Regions from separate parts of the Homo sapiens genome. Here all the other regions are linked to region 2. The links are chromatin contacts, found by Hi-C or POLR2A ChIA-PET in ENCODE. All regions are on one chromosome and are shown on one strand. Each heading gives the region's core, a stretch centred on a gene start or an enhancer-like site at or near the end of the contact. The rest is flanking DNA. Distances are from core to core; before and after follow the strand shown. Region 1 overlaps PPARG (peroxisome proliferator activated receptor gamma). Region 2 overlaps SYN2 (synapsin II). Region 3 overlaps PPARG (peroxisome proliferator activated receptor gamma).

Evidence for each region. Hi-C counts contacts between places; a loop is a spot of excess contacts on that map. ChIA-PET counts read pairs that join two places held with the same protein, here RNA polymerase II (POLR2A). Pooled maps may share reads with other maps.
Region 1: a map with no recorded cell type shows a loop between it and region 2 (5-fold over the local background). The contact joins two enhancer-like sites. A Hi-C loop is called at or near these places in 2 of 168 maps with a recorded cell type or tissue (PC-9 and endothelial cell of umbilical vein), 5 of 37 single-sample maps with no recorded cell type and 10 of 50 pooled maps. POLR2A ChIA-PET finds 5 or more read pairs at or near these places in 3 of 52 experiments (AG04450, CD8-positive, alpha-beta T cell and SK-N-SH).
Region 3: a loop to region 2 is called in a pooled map, with 2.0 times the contacts of the local background. The contact joins two enhancer-like sites. A Hi-C loop is called at or near these places in 5 of 168 maps with a recorded cell type or tissue (Caco-2, GM12878, MCF 10A and 2 more), 4 of 37 single-sample maps with no recorded cell type and 12 of 50 pooled maps. POLR2A ChIA-PET finds 5 or more read pairs at or near these places in 2 of 52 experiments (Panc1 and activated CD4-positive, alpha-beta T cell).

Annotation. Positions count from the first base shown.
Region 1 is chr3:12,392,738-12,396,283 of GRCh38, forward strand. PPARG (peroxisome proliferator activated receptor gamma) reads left to right here. Exons shown (of 8, transcript NM_138711.6): 5 at 1-15. Among named protein-coding and RNA genes, the nearest start is that of TSEN2, 90 kb to the right of the region's middle. RefSeq lists enhancers at 2,731-2,780, 2,831-2,960. Within about 2 kb of position 1,359, at least 2 of the 41 ENCODE cell types and tissues checked have a DNase peak (open chromatin) inside an H3K27ac peak, as active enhancers do.
Region 2 is chr3:12,137,792-12,141,658 of GRCh38, forward strand. SYN2 (synapsin II) reads left to right here. Exons shown (of 13, transcript NM_133625.6): 2 at 2,860-2,917. Among named protein-coding and RNA genes, the nearest start is that of TIMP4, 19 kb to the right of the region's middle. RefSeq lists an enhancer at 308-417. Within about 2 kb of position 1,365, at least 4 of the 41 ENCODE cell types and tissues checked have a DNase peak (open chromatin) inside an H3K27ac peak, as active enhancers do.
Region 3 is chr3:12,343,442-12,346,860 of GRCh38, forward strand. The region is part of intron 2 of PPARG (peroxisome proliferator activated receptor gamma); the gene reads left to right. Among named protein-coding and RNA genes, the nearest start is that of PPARG, 56 kb to the left of the region's middle. RefSeq lists an enhancer at 1,223-2,422. Within about 2 kb of position 1,815, at least 4 of the 41 ENCODE cell types and tissues checked have a DNase peak (open chromatin) inside an H3K27ac peak, as active enhancers do.

The DNA of each region.
Region 1 (3,546 bases), core at 109-2,608, 250 kb after region 2:
GGATGTCTCATAATGGTAAGTAAACAGTCATCACCATATACTTTATTATTCTCATTATAGCTGCCAGACCAGTGGACACTAAAGCCATTGCCAAAAATGTGTACAGTTTTTCCACCAAATGCCAGAATTTAGAATATTGCATGGCGATAAAACATTTCTCTTTTAGGTCAGTGTTTTTAAAGTTTTATTATAGAACCTTTCTCTCTGTGGTTGGGCATCTGCCATGAGGAGAAAAGAGACTTGAAAAATCTGGGGGATTATGGGAAAAACTTTAGTGTTAGAACAAATATAATGATCATCATGATTAATTTTTATATTGCCTCATGCATTAAAAACAGAATTAAAATTTACTTTTGTGTATCAGTAGTGTCGTTCTGCTTTAAATGTAAGAAAATCCTGAAGATGTCTGGGTCTGAAACTTTAAATGGCATATGAGAATTTAGATTCATTTAATTTTTTTTTTTTTTTTTTTTTTTTGCTGTTTATTATGCAAAGACGAGTATTCGTTTCCTTCACTTCAAGGAACGTCCATGAGTTGTGGAAAGGGTAAAACAAATTATTTTTATAGTTCTGCAAAACTTCAAAGCCATAGAAACATAAGAGAATAAAACTTTCTACTTTTGAAACCTGTGTCTAAAGTCAAGCTTATGACTTTGGGTGTCAACTTAAGGGAAATGATGTAGAAGACCTGAGAAAAGACCCATGTTTTCATGATCTGTGGAACTAACTCAGTAAGGTCCTGGAAGACAAACGTGTTTGAAAAAATAATTCTTGGTCACTATTTGGTTCTGATTGGTTGCCTGGCTGACAAAATAAATTTTAGGTGTAACTTGATAGTATTATATGTGTCTAGTATTAATCAGTTATTTTCAATGCACTCAAGGAATAAAAAATGCCAACATGATCAAATTAAATTTGAAGTTTCATTTCATCAGCTATCCTATTTTTTCTTTCTTTTGTTTTCATCTCTCTCAAAACTGATCTAGTAAGAAGGCAGTCTTCATCTATATGTACTCTAAAGCATCTGAGAAAATTAAATTTTTGCTCTATCATGCAGATACTTGGTTTTCACAGTGGAAACCATCAAGATATTTGAGAGTCACTCATTGATTAATAACCTACCCTTTAAAAATAGTTCACAAAATTCTATCTGTATGATTACTAATGGGTCAGTTCCTCTAAAGGCAAGAATGTATTTTGAATAGAGCTATCAGCAGTACTGAACAGGATGGAAATTTGGTCCAACTTTCCTCAACAATTGACTACATCTGCTGTATACAACTGTAGTCATGGATTGCAAAATAATTTGCTGGTTCAGTTCCATCAGTTTCCTTTTTATTTCAGACCTCATAAAACATAAGGGCAAGCTTCCAAGTCAAGGGTTGTATTTTAGGTGATGCAATCAAGTTGCAATAAACTTATTTCATCTTCATGAAGAAATCATTGACTTTGAGGTCATTATCACTGAGACAGCCTAGGAAAGCATGCCAGTTCCGCTTTTAACACTAATTTTTGCCTATTAAAAAATTATCACTTCACACATTCATGTAAAATATAATTCCTGTTACTTACAGGCAGTGCATACATTGATGTAAAATATATTTCCTGTTGCTTACAGGCATTGCATACGTTTACTTAAAATCAATCTGCAATTGCTTATTGTTTATAGGCAAATATTATTTAAACCCCAACCTATGTAGTATGGATGGTATAATTTTCTCCTCCCATAAATGTCAAAGAAAGCTATCATAAACTTGATAGGTCATATTTTGACTTCATATGACAATTTATTTTATTTCTAGAGAGGGTCAATCTTGATAGGGAGTGTTTGTTCAGTTCTAGCAAAAGCAAGAAAATATATGAATTAAGTGTCATGACATCAGAGACTTAGGCAGTTCAACACTTAAAAAATTGCAAACATAACTAAGAAAACCTCAGAGGTTTTTATGGGAGTTTGTTTGCTGCACAGAAAATAAACATCAGACTAACAACAAGGTTTTGATTAGTTTTGCCTGTTAGCTGTATGAAGAAAACATTTCTAAATACAAAGTTTTCTAGGAAGTTGAGTCACTATTTAAAATCCATTGCTTTGACCAATGTGAAGCCAACAGGGTTTTCATTCATATAGAATGCCTTTTTATCAAAAGAGGCTCTGAGTGTTATACCAAAATCAGCACCCAGCTGTTTTCAGTATGCGCAAGAAAACATGAACGTCCCCCAAAGCAAATGTACTCCATTCCGTGTTAACCTTATTTCTGCTCCCTGGTCTCTGATTAGTCTGGTTGATGAATGTAGCTTCCCCTTTGGCCATGCACTCACAGCTTTGAAGGAGGCTTCTGAAGGAACTGGTAGGGAACCCTAGGGGCTCTTGCTAATGTTGTTGGATAGTCACTGAAATCAGTGATCACCATGTCCTTTCACTTTGAAAATTCTATGATTCTGTATAATCAAACAACCTAACTCACTGGATTTTTCACTTTTCAACCAGCTATTCCGTGTCTTACAGTGCTCTGGTCTTCACAGATAGGTAGGCACCTGGCATGTCAGTTGCCTGAATTTGAAAGTTTTCACCTGTATGTTTTGGTACGATAAAAATAAAAATGTAATTTATATATCTGAATCAGGTCTGTATGTTATGATCAATTGCTCAGCAATTTCGGGCAGTTGGTTTGATGGTTATGTAGTAATGTAGCCTGAGAGCAGAAATACAGAGCCTCTGGGCTAGAGAAAGTATAAATGGCATCCTAGGCTATGTAGGGTTACAGCTCTTCAGAAGGAACTTTCATTTTCATTGTGACACATCGTCTACATGTTGTAGAAGAACATAGTTTCAGAATTCTTCCAGTTAGAAACATAGTTTCTCAAATATTCACTTTCAGCATTGGGTAGAAAAAGTACCCAGGTGATGGACTGATTGATATGCTTCAGAAATATGTTTTTTCCTGCAAGTAATGAAAATAAACACACGTTCTTAATTATTTTGGTCATTTAACAACCCATCATTTCTGGACCATGGGTTAATTCCACCGATTGCTCAGAAGCCTTCCTGAGTCATCTCAAGCACAATCAATTCACTACTGTGTCTAGACACTGCCCTTAGAGGAAAGCTCAAAATGAAAATGAAGCAGAAATACAGACCCACTTCCTAGGCCACTCAGCGGTGTATGTAACTTACCAAGTGATCATTGCATCAACTACTCTTTGTTAGTGAAGCTGGTGTCTGCAGAATCTTGATAAAAAGACTCATGGATAATGTTGCTTCTTTAGTCAAATGGGCTCTTGCATGCATTTTTATAGATTTTCAAAGTAGTCATTTTTGTTTTAAAATCCTGCTGCCAAGTCCTTTATAGTAATTGCATTTTAAAAATATGTCTTCTTTATTTTTTATTATTATTTTTTTTTGAGATGGAGTCTCGCTCTGTCGCCCAGTCTGGAGTACAATGGTACAATCTTGGCTCACTGCAACCTCCGCCTCCCAGGTTCAAGCAATTCTCCTGCCTTAGCCTCCTGAGTAGCTGGGATTACAGGTGCCCGAAACCATACCCA
Region 2 (3,867 bases), core at 115-2,614:
CACTGGAAGTATATGCTTATAATTGATAATGGGAAGTATATGTGATAAGAGAGGAATGGGAAAAAAGAACATTTTACTTTTTGTTTTATCCTTTTATATAATTTTAAAGATAGATTGATTGATTGGTTTAACCACATGATATACTATTTTTAAAAAATTTAAGCCTCCCTAAGGTCATACAACCAGGAAAGGGTACAGCTAGAATTCACACCCCAGATTGTGATTCCAGAGCCCATCCTCTGGATTCTAGCACACTGCCCTGTACTAGTGTTCTCTTAGTATCAGGAAAGACTTCTATCATTTGCTAGCAAGTTACACAATTTTTCATGAAAATACCTAGAATCAAAATGTCCAAGAGCCTGGAGCTGCAAGAATGTGCTCATTCTCCAGAAGAGGGCTCTGTGCCCCATCTGCCGGCCATCTTGGCTCCTTTTCTATAAGGTTGTGGCTCAGCCAAGACAGGTCAGTGACCCTGGGCCAGGAAACACACACTAAGATTTCCAACAGGACAAATTACCTTAAGGAAAAGGCATTAGGATAGCTAGAGAGGTGGGGGTGGAGGGAAGGCATGAAAACAGTTCATTAGCCAACTTGGTCAATGGGCAGGTGCAGGAAGTGGCAGATAAACCCAGCCAGAGTCTATAAATATATTTCAATATCAGTGTTCAAAACCCACAAAATAAATGAGTGAATTAAGAAACTTGGCAGCATGTAAGCACCTAGATGTAAACTCTTAGTTCTAGCCTTAACTCCCATGAACTTTTCTTTCTGATTTGGGCATGTTATTTAATTGTCCTGGGCTTCAGTTTCCCCATCAGCCAAATGGACCACATTATCTCTCTTGGCTCCTTCACAGAGTTGTGAGGAACAACTAGGGCAAGGAACATGCTTTGCAAATGCAAGGCATCATACGAAATGCGAGGTTATTGTTAATGTCTCTGAGATTTACCTCACAGAAGGAGAGCTATTTTGAGACAGGAAAATAGGAGGAAGCATCAGAAAAGCATTGCTGATAACAAGGTAGACATACCTCACCAATGAAAGAAAGGGATCTCATGGGTCATTCACTCCAGTTCCTTCTTTTTATAGTCATGGACAAAAACCTGCAGAGTCCAAGGTCTGCAGAGAAGTGATAGTGCCATACTAGACTCTATTAGTTAAACCTGTAAATAAAATGGAATAGTAGCCAAAGAAAGGGAATATACTACCGGGCCCCTGCCTGAGGGGCTCGCTGAGCTGTGAATGTTGATCAGGGTCCTGGAAACAAGCTGGTGTGAAGCTTAATAAGAAATTGGGGCAGAGGTGGGGGGTGGACTTAAGTGGTCCAGCTCCAGGATGGCTGAGTGCCTCAGAGGAGCAATTTGAGGGTGGCCAGGGACTTGGATAGGACAAATGACAACTTCCTAGAACGGGGTGTTCCAGAACCCATAGAGAAAAGGAAACAGCCTGGCCTCGTCCCGGGTAGTTGACAGGAACCAGGGTAGGAAGTATTTGTAGTGGGACTAATGCTCACATCATTAAGTCCCTTGTGAGTGGAAGAAGGAAAATGGGAATAAATGCAATGCGGCACACACAGGGCAAGTCCGTTTTTGTAGTGGTGTGAGCAGAGATGGAGAGAATAGATCACCAGGGGGAGACAGTGCCTGCAGTGTGAAGGGCAGTGGTCTCAGAGTGCCACAGACTTAGATGTGAATACTGGCTCTGCCACTAACTTGCTATAGGGCCTTGAATACACCATTTTCAATTCTGAATCTTGGTTTCCTTGTCTCTGAAATGAAGCCCTTTCTCTGTATCTTATACGTTGTTAGGACTAAATGAGATGTTCTTGAAAACAACTTGCATGTAATTCCTAGAACATGATGCCCAATAAATATTGGTTTATTCCTTCATTTTGGGGACAAACTCCCAAAAAATCTCCAATGAAATATTACAGTTGGAAATTTCAAGCACTGGAAAAGCAAGCTCAACTTACCTAACAGGTAGAGTATGGAAAGGCCCTTTTGACAAATGGAGAACCAGCCTAAAAGGACAGATAAGGAAATCTAATGTGGGGAGGGCAGGTTAGAAGCAAAGTAGGAATTAATATAAATATAAGCATAAAAATATCTGCTTATAAGGGATTAATTACTTATTACAGGGGATTAATTAATGCATTAATGTGAGGTTCCTCTAGATCTGTGACAAACTGGGAAGATACTATGTACTGTGTAACTCACCTTGACCCATTTTCTTGACTGCTCAGAAATGTGGGCTAAGTTTTGTGTTCAAATGCAATGGCTTCCCTCAGTCTTTTCCCGCTACCTTCTATTTTGGTCTAATTAATTTCCTCTCATTCATTGATTGTTCTTTAATCCTTATTTTGTTGGTTATATTTTTAAATTACTAATTGCCTCAGGTCCTCTTTGTATGGGTATGAAGAAGTAAAGTGATAATAACAGTTTCTTTAAAAACTAAAAATCCAAGGGTGGATACCAAATAGAAAACCATAGTAAAACGAAGGATCAAGGAAAATAAGGAAACTGCAGAGATGTATAAAGCTGATCTAGCCTTTATGAAGAATAAAACTGGGGAAATTCCTATTTCTAGATGCGTTTTATAGCCAAAAGACCAGAGATGTTATAACAAAACCTGATAATGAAGGGATGTTTTGGATTATTTTATAGATGGGTAAATTGAGGTTAAAAGAGAGGAAATGGTTTGTCTTGTGGTGATCTCATAGCAGAATGTGGATCAGAACCCAGGTCTCTTGACCCTCATTCTGGAGATCTGTCTGCTGTGGTCCTCTTCTTTGTAATAGTAAATGTCTGACTTTAAATACTTGCACAAAACTAATTTGTGTGGGTTTATTCTTTTCTCCAGGGCCAAGTGCTTTCGGGGCAAAAAAGTCCTTGGAGATTATGATATCAAGGTGGAACAGGTAATCAGCCTGAAGCCCAGAGCTGCATCCCCGTCATCACAGTTTCCTCTTGACATGCCAGAGTGAACCATCTCGTTCTGCTGAGTGGAATACTGTGTCCATCATTGGGTTCTGGACTCTGCATCTCCTCTCTCTCCTATCCTTTCCCCAGGACCTTTCTGTCTGTGAGGCATGGTCCTGGAGTCTGCATCTTTTCATTTCTCTGATTCCTTTTTATGGCTCTAGTGTCTGTAGATGAGCAAGCAGTTTGGTTCTTAGCACCCTCTTGCAGTGTAAGGTTCCCAGACTGAGGAAAACTTTAGAGGGCTTCCCAGAATATTGCACGTTACCTCCGTATTGTTGGTGGCAAGATATTTCTCGGTAGGCACATGTCTGCCTTTCAGGTATGCTGCCCCGAGTGATGGCTCCTTTGGGCCTGAGGCTATACTTTAGAGGAAACTTAGAAAAGAACACTTCCTTGTTTTAATACAGTGAATCACTGAAAGTCCAATTTTTTTTTTTTTTTTAACCTTCCTCCATCCTTTGCTTCATAATAAATAGTGATTGGGTCCATTTGGGGAAGAGGAGGACGTTCAGTTTCAACAATGCATGTATTTCCTATGTGATAAAAGAAGTTTCTCATCATTCATTATACAGTGTGTTATGACTTACTGACTGTTTTCAAACAACTTGTTACATAGGCAAGATTGATAAAAATTATTCCCATTTTGTAGATCAGGGAAATGGAAACCTAGAGAGTACAAGTAACTTGCTTAATGTTTTATGCAGCTAGGTAAGGGGAAAGCAGAACTAAAAACTAGTTACCTAAATTTAGACCTAGTGCTTTTATGTTGAAACTGATAAAAAGACATTTGTCTCAGTCCACATTCTCGCTCTGTAGAGAGGCAGCACAAAGGATGCTGGGCTGGGAGTTAGAGGACCTGAGTTTTGCTCCTTTCTCTGCCAATGAT
Region 3 (3,419 bases), core at 565-3,064, 210 kb after region 2:
TTCTCTGCCTCTTATTAGCTATGTGATCTCAAAACTCAATTTCTTTATCTGTAAAATGGTGATAATAAATGACTTCGCAGGGTTGAGGGCCTCAAGTCAGTGGCGAGTACTGCAGTAGAGGCAGAATACATAGCTCAACAGAAATTACTCTAGTAATGGTCATGATTGTTTGCACTTCTCTCAAACCACCTACTCGTATATTAGAGTGCATTGTGCTTGTCTTATCCTCTTTACTAAAAGTAGGAAAATGGCTTGAGAATTGATGCTCAGTCTTATTTATATTATTCTATCCCTAGTTATGTGATACTTAACTGTATTGCTCGGTATTTAGCAGCCCATTATCTAATCATAACATCACCCTCATTCTTTCTGAGCTTGTTTCCTTTTTGTGAAATGGGGCTACCATTCAATCTCACCGAATTTTTTTTTTTTTTTTTGAGACAGAATCTTGCTCTATCACCCAGGCTGGAGTGCAGTGGGGCAAACTCGGCTCACTACAACCTCTGCCTCCCAAGTTCAAGTACTTATCGTGCCTCAGCCTCCTGAGTACCTGGGAATACAAGCATGTGCCATCACACCCAGCTCATTTTTGTATTTTTGGTAGAGACAGGGTTTCGCCATGTTGGCCAGGCTGGTCTCAAACTCCTGACCTCAGGTGATCCACCCACCTCGGCTTCCCAAAGTCCTGGGATTACAGGTGTGAGCCACCACGCCCAGCCAATCTCACAGAATTTTTATAAAGTCTAGACAAATTTTTATTTTAAAAGACTTAGCACAGCCCCTGACAGCGTAGGCACTCAATAAATGTGGAATCTGAATCTTACTTAAAGCTAGTTTATATTTTCAAGTCTTCTTACTTTTACTAATGCTGCTTTAAGATATATTCTATAAGTTCAAATGTAAAGTTCTAGATTGGGAAAGAATTTATAATGTGTCTAATAAAGATTGTTAGAGACAAACTTTTAGACTGAACCATCTACTATTAATGGACTGATGAATCTTACCGGAAAATAAACATAAAATATACTCTGTGTTGCCTGTGGTTTAATTGCCATCAAAATTAAGTTTATTATGTACTGATTTCACAGTTACATTTTATTTTCAGTCAAATATCTATTTGTTGGTGTGAAGAAAATATGTCTACTTCCGCTAAGTGAACTTTAAAAATTTGTACTTGCTTTTGAAGATTCCATACTCTATATACCGTCTCTTCCTGAAGCGTATTTATGTAGCTCCTGTTAACATAAGAGCGATAAGAGTGTTGCTTGATGACTGCTCTTATTGCTTTATTAAAGTGTCATGTAAGATTTAAATATTTGATTATAAGAATTCATAATATAATTTTGAAAGCCTACTCTGTTCCAGACGCTGATTTATTTAAATCATCTCTAATTCTCACAACTCCGAAAAGATAAGAAAACAGAGATGTGACAAGGCTTGAATGCAAACCCAGGTCTGTTTGACTCTTTGTTCATTTTGAATAAAGACAAATTACTCAAAGCTTTACTGCCAAAAACTATTATCTGGTTCCACATTGAAACCCTATTCAATAGTTGTTATTATTTTCTTCTTTTGCTTTGAATAACCTCCCAGCATTGTTGTGAGTTTCAAACGAAATAAAAACACTATACAGATCCAAGGTGTTTTTTTTTAGAGTATTGTTACCTCAAAGTAGAAATTTTCAAATAGTAATGTTATCATTTTCTTAAGAGCAAGGAACTTTGTCAATAGAAACAAAAACATCATACCAGAAGAACCCCAGAATGCTGGGATGACTCATGAAGAATCTGTGAATGAGGCAAGAGAACATTCGTCAGCAAAATGACTCCGTGAACTGATGTTCAAATATTATCAAATTTTAATTACCGAGTCATAATTGAGTACTTACTTTGTAGAGAGCACCATATCTAAACCCTGTGGTGAATGATGACATTTTCATAGGTAATTCCTCCACATTAAGTGATTCATCATAGAAAAATGCTTTCATGCTGATGACTTCCACCATGACTGTTGGCATTAAGGATCATTGACCTGAAGAACTGATTTGAACGTCTTACTGCATCATTTTAATGAGATAGAGCATCGTTTGGAGCTTTGGACTGGGAATCAAGAAACCTGGTTTCTAGCTCAAACTCTGCTGCTAATTTATCTAGGTCATGCTTTGGGCAAATCATTTCATTCCTCTGGAACCCATTTTCCTTATATCAAAAATTAAGAGTTGGAATATGCTAATCTCCCTCCTATTAAGTTTCGTGAGCCCGTGATTTCAACAGTACGTAAATTTCCTTTAGTACAGTCACAGAACTGGTAAGTGACACCAGCTGAAACTGAGTGCAGCTCCGCGGCTCTACGCTTGCTGTAGAACCTTTGTGAATTCCCACTGTGCTTCACCAGTGACAGGATGTGCTACCCAATAAATCTCCATATAACTGATCTTGAAAAATTCATTGATAAAATCTGAAAACTGAAAAAGATACATGTTTTAGAGGTTTAGGTTTCCCACAACATGAAAATGTGTCAGTTGATAATATAGTTCATGGTATTTTACTATGCTAGAAAACAGCTTACTAGAGAATTTCAGATATTACATGCAACGACAAGTTAACATAGTTTAGGTGGGACGTCTTTGGTTCAAAGTTACAGTAATTTCAAAAGTGTTTAGTTGATCCCTAGAAAGTGGTTAAACAGGTTAGTCTCTTTTTCAGGTATTAGAGGGAAGTTAACTTTTGAAGCTGGGCAGAAAAGGAAGTTTTCAGTTGGTTTTTTCCTTTTGAGACTTTTAATTTATCATCAGACACTATTTTTTCAGATGAAAGTGCCTTTTATACTGTCACCTAGGTATGAGTCAAGTATGAAAAGGAAATAGTAACTCAGGATCAGAACATGAATAAGTATGCAATATGGAGAATTTCCATTAAATTTTAAATAAATGAATTACAGTCATATTATTCAGTATCTCAACATTAAAACTCAAAAAGACCTTAAGGATTATTCTGTTTTGTGGAAAGGGCTTTTTCTGATTCTAGAGATGAGAAATGTGGACCCAAAGAGTTGACACAGTAGGTTTGTGGCTGAGCCAAGACAAAAACGTAAAACCTAGGCTTTCTGGCTCCAATGTCAGTGTTCTTTTCTACTGCTTCTGAGTTAAGAAGACCTTTTTTTTTTTGATACCAAAGATACATTTACTGGAGTTATTGGCTTCTTTTTTTTTAAGACAGGGTCTCACTCTGTCACCCAGGCTAGAGTGCAGTGATGCGATTACAGCTCACTGCAGCCTCGGTCTCCTGGGCTCAAGCATCCCTCCTGCCTCAGCCTCTCAAGTAGCTGACACTACAGGTACATGCCACCATGCCTGGCCAATTATTTTATTTTTTTATAGAGGCAGGGTCTCACTCTGTTGCCCAGGCTGGTCTCCAACT